Regions from separate parts of the Mus musculus genome. Here all the other regions are linked to region 2. Evidence: chromatin loops called from intact Hi-C (ENCODE). Cell type or tissue: left cerebral cortex. All regions are shown on one strand.

Region 1 (2,500 bases), 370 kb before region 2:
TAAAAGTAAACTGCATATCCATATTACTCTAGGACTCTGTTTTGTTGAGGTTGTTGCAATTATACATGATCTAGTTATTGATCAGCCTCTGATGTCAGGAAGTGTTCATCTGTCTATGGGATAACCCACCCCTGTTCTGCTAGAGGCCACTAAAAGGGGGAAACACACTTTTGTCTGACACTCGTGTACTCTATAACTAAGTTTACATTAGTCCTTATGTGAACAGAAATACAAAAGAATCATAATCTTAACTGGTCTCCTTAAGAAAACAAGTCACAGTTTTAAGTTCTGAGGTAGTGATCAACAGTTACATTTACGTTATTAAAAATCTTTTGCACATTTATCCATAATAATTTTTAATTTTGGAATAAGTGACAGTGGAAATTATATTCAAATTACCATTCTTTGTCCCCCCATCCCCCAGCTAAGTTTATTAATATCAAAGATTTCTATTCATTCTATGTAAATTTACTGAAGTCTGTTAAATCTCCTGATTACTGACATTTTAGAGTTTTCTACACTTTTTGTCTCTCTTTTGACAAATCACACACATATCTTCAGGGACTCTTATTACAGAGCTAAGTACATTGTCTGACAAAAGTTACAGAATTTTAATAGATAAATGACAAATTTTAACAAAGAGTTCTAGTCAGTTAATTTTGAAATCATTTACTGTATGTATGGGAAACTGGCAGAAGTGATTTGATGAGGTGCAGGTTTTCTACACTTAATAAGAGAAATTTTTCAGTAGATGTGCTCTGTAAGATAAATCTATTTGATGGATTTATTACAAAAATAAATCTCCTAATAAAAATAGCCCTTCTTGCTTTTCGTTAGGTTCTTTCCCCCAGGATAAGGTAAACAATGCCATCAGTTATTTGGATCTAATTTTTCTAAAATTTAGATCGTTGCCTCAGTGTTAAGAATAAATCCAGAAAGGTTAAGTTCAGTTGGAAAAAGCTGAAGCAACTCCATTGCTGTAAAATCACGGATATCTTAGGCTAGAAAAATAAACAGGTGTTATGGTTTAAATATACACTTCTCAGTAGCTACATTTGTCTTTAAATACTTGGTTCACACGCCGTGGTCTGCCTGTGTTAGGGGGACAGTACACATGTGAAGGGGCATGTGTGATCACTGCATGATCCGTTCCCTGCAGGTGCTGGGAAAGGTCAAACAGGGAAACTCATCATCACAGAGTGAAGTGATTTTCTTCTTTATCAGCTCCTGAAGTAAACAGGCTGATGAGCACAACCCAGCCGCACTCACCCGCATGACATCATAGGCAATCACAGCTAAGTGTTTCTATATGTCAAAGCCTGAAGAGTCACTACCAGATTGTTGCCTGATTGGTACAAAAACTCAAAATGGTATTTCCTTGGTAATTAGTTAGTCAGAGATTATTTTGCAAGATTCTGGGCTCTGTGGGGGCTGGTCAAAGATAGGGAGCCCTGAGCCAAGGCTACAGTTTGCCAGCTCAGAAAATGAGCAGGCTGTGTTGCGAGCAGAGCGGCAGCATTATTTGAACGTGTATCGGTTAAGGAGTGAAAAAAATTTTAAAAAACAAAAATTTAAAGCAGACTTTTTTTTCTTTTATTTTAAGATCAGAAGTTTCATATCACATTCTTTGGAAAGAGAAGATTGCAAGTATGTGGTACTTAATCTTTGTTCATAATATATGCCCGGCCGTGTTCAAGACATTTTTCAAACCCATTTTCTCCCAGGCTCCCGTTCCGCTGCCAGGCTCCATCTCCTGCCAGTGAAGCAGCAGAGTTTAGGATACTGTGTCCTCACGGAAGATTCACCTCCCGAGTTTTCTAACCCAAGACATTTAAGTGGGAATCTGGGCCCAATCTGCTGTATTTTAGATTGCAGCAAAGGACTCAGAAACCCTGCTGCTACAGACCCTTTCCTAGGGGCAGCAGCCAATACTTTGGAAATTGGGTATTTTCTTTTCTTTTCTCTTTCAAGAAAAAGAATGCATAGTTTAACACTGTTTCAGATGATATTTTTTAAAAAGAGTTAGGTACTTTCCTGGAAAGGTAAATATTTTATGAACAATTATATTACAACCTCATTATATCAGGTATAAAATTTATCTAAAAAAATCAAACGAAAAAGGACAGAGGATTAAACATCCAGTAGTTTAAGATACTATTTCTAGTCACAGATTTCAGTATTAAGCATTACTGTGTACATGTGAACCATGACAACTTGGACATATTTTTATTTTTATAACAATATGTGGAAGAACATTTTGGGAAATCTTAGCAGTTGAGTTGTAGGTCACTTTAAATGTTGTAAATAAAATTTTGATTTCAAATCAATATCCATATTTAACTAGATTCTGAAATATAGGCAACTAAACAAGAATACAGTGACACAATTTGTATACAAATATACAAGTATTTAAGCACCACATCTATATTTCTATAAAAAAATAAGGCAGGCTAAGCCACGTTTCTGCTCATAAATTTCCACTGCTACAGGAAGTAACTCA
Region 2 (2,500 bases):
TAAATGTCTCATTCTCTAATTCCCTAACGCCAAACCATGACTACTATTCAGTTATTGTACCTAGATTGGAAAACTTACTGTTGTGGTTTTAGTGAATTGTAATAAATGCGTTAGATCTAATAAATTCATTGTTTATAAATTATTATAATGTTAGTTGAATATTTTCTAGTCTTGCACAAATCTTAAATATAAAAATGACTAAATTATATATTTTTATTTTAAAATATCCATTAGTACTATTAGCCTCATTGTTATTTAAGCCTTGACTGCTTTTATCATTTCCTAAAAGTTTCATAGGGCACAAGAAGGAATAAGATCTTGGAAATCCATTGTAAGGCACTTATAACCACTTACGCATTGGTTACCGAAAGTGTTTCATAGAACAAATAATAAATAACGTTATTTGCTTCTGGCAGAGTGGGTTCATGATTCCATAATGTCTGGGGAATGAAGGACGTTCTTGTCCATATGATGGAGGCAGCAATACTACAATTGTCTGATGTCACCCTTAAATAATACATTCAAAACACACACACATACACACACACACACACACACACACACACACACACACACACATACACATACAAACATACACACACATTTTGGGTTTATACTAATTTTTTCTCTAGCGAGTTTTGATTGTGAAGAAAATCAAGCTAAGCTAGCTTTGAGCAAGATTTTTATGAGTGTTTGGTTCTGTATAGAGTTCACAAAAGGCCCAATCTTTGTGCCTACCACTTTATTTCATTACGGTGGCATTAATTACTAAGCAAGATGCCAAGTAATTGGCAAGGGAATGCTCCGTGCTTATTTATCTGGTACCTTTATCCTATGCTCCTGGCTTCTCTCCTTTACTGCACTTTTACAATAGATTACCAGGATAGGAACATAAAGAGCACAGAGTCTTTCCTTTGCACTTTTATAACTCAACTTACCTTGAATTCTTTGCCTAATTTCAAACCATACCAATCAGAAAGGATTTGCACTAAACTAACATGTTAGTCACCACCACATATACAAGGATCTAAAGTCTAAAACAAGAAAAGACTACAGACTTCTAAAAGCAAGTTATTTACCTCGCCAAACATTCCCAATTCATTCTTGTACCTATGGATTCATTACTTCTTGGAAGCTCTGTGGGAGCCTGCCATAAAGACCGAACACATCAAGCAAACATCCTGAAGTCTCAACACTAGGGGCATCTCAAAAAACATACCAGGATGTATTTTTCTCAATTTCTTTTTATTTGCCCCCAGCTATTATCAATTGCTACGGTTTTATCTCTATGTTGATCATGACAAAAGATATGTTTTTCATAAAATAACACATTTGGACATAATAACGAGAACCTTGGTTTCTATCTTCACGTTGCGGAATAGCACGACTCGTGCTGTATAGTCGCAGTTGGCTGTCCAAGGACCCTGATGCCAAATTGCTGAGGATATTCTTGTCGCTATGACAAATTGCTTGCTGGTGGGCTGTGCAGAGTGTTGTTCTGGCAGCATCGGAGTTGTCTACGTGTCTGTCACTTGGTTAGGCTGCTTCAATCTTAGGTGATTCCACCCCACTCCCCACCCCCTTTCCGGTTTCCTCAATACATTTTTTTTCAAACTTACCTTTGCTTCTCAGTGAATGGGGACTTTAACAGTCACTCGTAATGAGCCTATAGAAATGCCTTCCAAGCTCTCGGCACAGGTATCTGTAGGGTGAGAGAAGGATTTTTTTCACAGTACCATGCTTGTTTTCCATACAAACCTACAGGCTGCCATTACAGCCACCCACATTCCGGTTGGCAACACACTCATGCTCTGAGAGCTTTAATGAATCCAGACAAAATTGAACAGCACTTCTGACACGCCGGAAAACGGTGCATTTTAATGATATGTTGCAGGGTGATTTATTTCTTTAATCTGTAAAATATTAATGGGCAATATTTTTATTAACAGTTCGTTAAAAAAAGATTACCCTGCATTTTATCTGATTTTTTTGAAAACTAAAGATATTGCTTTGCAAACTTCTTATATGAAGTGTTCCTTACTAAGAGGACTTTAAAAAAATTACATAAAAAATGTAAATAAGTAGGCAATAGTCAGTAAACAAATTGGCCTGGAAACCACCTAAAGGCAATCCCAGTCATGTCTGTTGACTACCTAGGAAAGCATATAATTTAATGCTTCCAGATAATTTGAGGACAAAAATCTAACCAACTGACAGTTTTAGATAAATAATAAACAGTACTCCTATTTCATTACCGAGTTTTTAATTAAGTACAAATGTAAAGAGCTCTTAAGAACCATAAGGGATTGAGTATTTTTAAATTGTTTTCAAAAACTAAAAAGGACATGGCAAAAACGTTTTTGGTTTTTTTTTGGTTTTTTTTTTTTTAAAGCAGATATTTTTCTTAGTCCACAGAATGATAGTGAGGCTTCTCTCTGAGACATATTCTATAGTGTTGGTTTGTTATTTAAGAGTCTAGCATGTGTAAAAAAAAAACAGC
Region 3 (2,500 bases), 160 kb before region 2:
GGTCACCCTTGAACGGTGGAGTGTGTAGTCATCATTTGTTTGGAATAAAGCTGTTGAATGTGGTGGAGTTTACTTGTTATTAATTGTGGCTGCTTCATTTTGTTTAACAAGGCACTCTGATTCTTCCACTGTCTACCTAAAGGGGAAAAGCTACATATTTGAAATGTAAATCTATCCAGAATTTAGTGGGCGTTGAGAACATGCTGGGACACTTGAAGGGACAACTGAGTCCTCATAGAAATTACTTTGAATGATGACTGTGGTGGCAAATGTTGACAATCATAGCCTGGGGTGGGGAGTGTTAAGACAGAATAACAGGTCAAAGCCAGGCTGGGCTATATAACATGATATCTTGCCTTAAAATCTTATTTCTAGCAAAATTTATCATTTTGAGATGAAAAAGTTAAAGGGGAAATGCTCAGTGTTCAGCAGTGTTCGCCTTGAAGATCGTACAGTTGCCTCTTTAAATGAAATGATTTTTTTCCTAGCCCTGCAGACTACAGGTTTCCCAAGCCACGGATTGTGGCATGCGAGTGTTCCCGATAAGGAATGAGGTTCTTTTTTAAAACTCTCAAATATTCATCTTCCACATCATGTAACTCACATTCTTAAAAAATGACTGAAGACTTTTCTTGTTTCCATGTGGTTCCTGCTTTCTAAATTCTGTTGCTTGTTTTCTCCTTGGAGTTCTAAATGTTGCTTTAACATCTTTAGGTGTGATATAGATAGATTTAGAGTGATGCAGTTAGCAAGTCTCTAGCTGTAGCTTTAAAATACATTTGAAAGCCTTCTTTTGGAAGAAAACAAGCACTCTCAGAGGAAAGTTACACTTTATTTTGGAAGCATCTCTTGCAACTTTTCTTCCCAAAGGTGTTGAATTTACTATGATTATTAACACGTGTAATTAATTCTATCTAAGCTTTTCCCTGTACAGTATGTCAATAGTAGTGTGTCCTTTGAACACCATGAATACTAAAAAATTTTTCAAGAGATATTTAGATCTATTTACTGAATCAAACACACTTGAGTGATTGAGACACCGTCTTTTTACATAATGCTTACACCATACAATGAGCTTGGGCACAGTTTGCCTCTAAGTTCTACTATGTAACCACAGTCCTGCATTCATCTCAACCCTGCTCTGGTGAATTTTTTCCCTCCAAATAATTATAACTGAAGAAAGAAATCAGCATACGCATAATTTTAGCAATTTATAACAGGAAAAGTGGCTTCTACTTATTTGAAGTTAAAGTTGTGTATTCAATTATTGTTAGCAAGCACTCCACCTACTGGCTCATATGCTGCCAAGCAAGCAATCCGTGATGCAAGGCAAGTCCCCAGTAGCAAAAGATACTTTCAGCTCTGTGGCATGAATAGAACTGCAGCTTCCTGATTCCCAGCCAGGGTCAGTGGTGAGTTGCCTTGCTGCTTGTCAGGGTTAGCAGAGTTCTTAATATTAGCACGGTGCGACTGACAAGTGAACTGTGAAGGAGCTGCTCAAGGGCAGCTCCCAGGGTAGGATGGTTCACTGGGAGATGGATTTTGTAATCATAACAACGGGAAACTACCCTACAGAGTGTCACACTGATATTTCTTTTCTTGATTCAGAGTCTATGTCATCCAGGCTGGCTTAGAATTTAAGATCCTCCTGCCTCAGCATCTCTAATTCAAAAATCACAGGCATGTACCAACATGTCCAGCTTCAAAATACTTTCTTTATAGTTATCTAGATAAAATATACATGTATACAAATATAGAGGCCAAGTGCCTTTGTATAAAACTGTTTTTAAATGAGATATTTAGTTTCACAGTGGGTGAGAATTATAGACTTGCATAGCAGTGTTTCCTTTCCACCAACATGCCATTTTGAATGATACAGTATTGCTGTAGCAATGGAGAAACATAAAGCTCAAAATTGTCTTTAACCATTGACCCCCAGCCTCATGAACTTTTTAGCTGAGCCGTTATCATAACGACAAATTATATGACAGACAAAGAGAAATTATTATTAGGTATTATAATGAAATCAAGAGAAATTGAACCAGCTTTGTCCCAAAATGTCAACATAAGTTATAAATCATCACCCTCTGCCCACCCCACCCACCAATGTCCATCTTGACATCTCTTTGGAAGGACAATTTACTGTGTAATTGTTACCTCTGTGCACATATTATGTTATGATTGAATGTAGCAATAAACATTAAAGCAATTAACGTGAAATAATGCAAGAGCAAGTCAAGGCTCGTGGGCTAGATATAAAGGCAAAGCATTGGGGATACTGAAAACAGTCCTGATGGGATATGAGCTGGAGATGATCTTCCCAATTCTGTCGCAGGGTGTTATATCGAGTAGAGCTGTAAAAAAAAAATGCTGAAAGGGGAATGTTTCACTCTAAGAAATGTTTCTTGGAGTCAGTCGTATTTTACCATCGGCTTCCCATCCTCTCCAGGATGAAGGAAGAACTATCATATGCTACTAATAGCAAAGGAAGGTCTCTTGA

The links. A loop is a pair of places that touch in the nucleus more often than their neighbours do. Peaks named below come from ENCODE experiments on the same cell type or tissue, not always from the same donor. Only the 100,000 strongest peaks of a DNase experiment are listed, where the experiment ranks them.
Region 1: it touches region 2 in a loop (8-fold over the local background); 3 of 42 quality-filtered maps call a loop at or near these places.
Region 3: a loop joins it to region 2, with 6 times the contacts of the local background. A loop is called at or near these places in 6 of 42 quality-filtered maps.

What each region holds. Positions count from the first base shown.
Region 1 is chr12:49,738,787-49,741,286 of GRCm38, forward strand. No RefSeq gene overlaps it. Among named protein-coding and RNA genes, the nearest start is that of Gm25015, 160 kb to the left of the region's middle. In left cerebral cortex, no CTCF peak of the experiment used is centred here; DNase peaks (open chromatin) are centred at 1,393 and 1,723; H3K4me3 peaks cover 932 bases; H3K27ac peaks cover 1,282 bases.
Region 2 is chr12:50,110,662-50,113,161 of GRCm38, forward strand. Gm40419 (a long non-coding RNA gene) reads right to left here. Exons shown (of 3, transcript XR_872736.2): 2 at 1,620-1,702. Among named protein-coding and RNA genes, the nearest start is that of Gm40418, 8.4 kb to the right of the region's middle. In left cerebral cortex, a CTCF peak has its summit at 1,207; DNase peaks (open chromatin) are centred at 464, 764, 858, 1,169 and 2 more places; H3K4me3 peaks cover 1,066 bases; H3K27ac peaks cover 2,342 bases.
Region 3 is chr12:49,950,659-49,953,158 of GRCm38, forward strand. No RefSeq gene overlaps it. Among named protein-coding and RNA genes, the nearest start is that of Gm40418, 170 kb to the right of the region's middle. In left cerebral cortex, a CTCF peak has its summit at 1,304; DNase peaks (open chromatin) are centred at 575, 1,313 and 2,441; H3K27ac peaks cover 2,386 bases.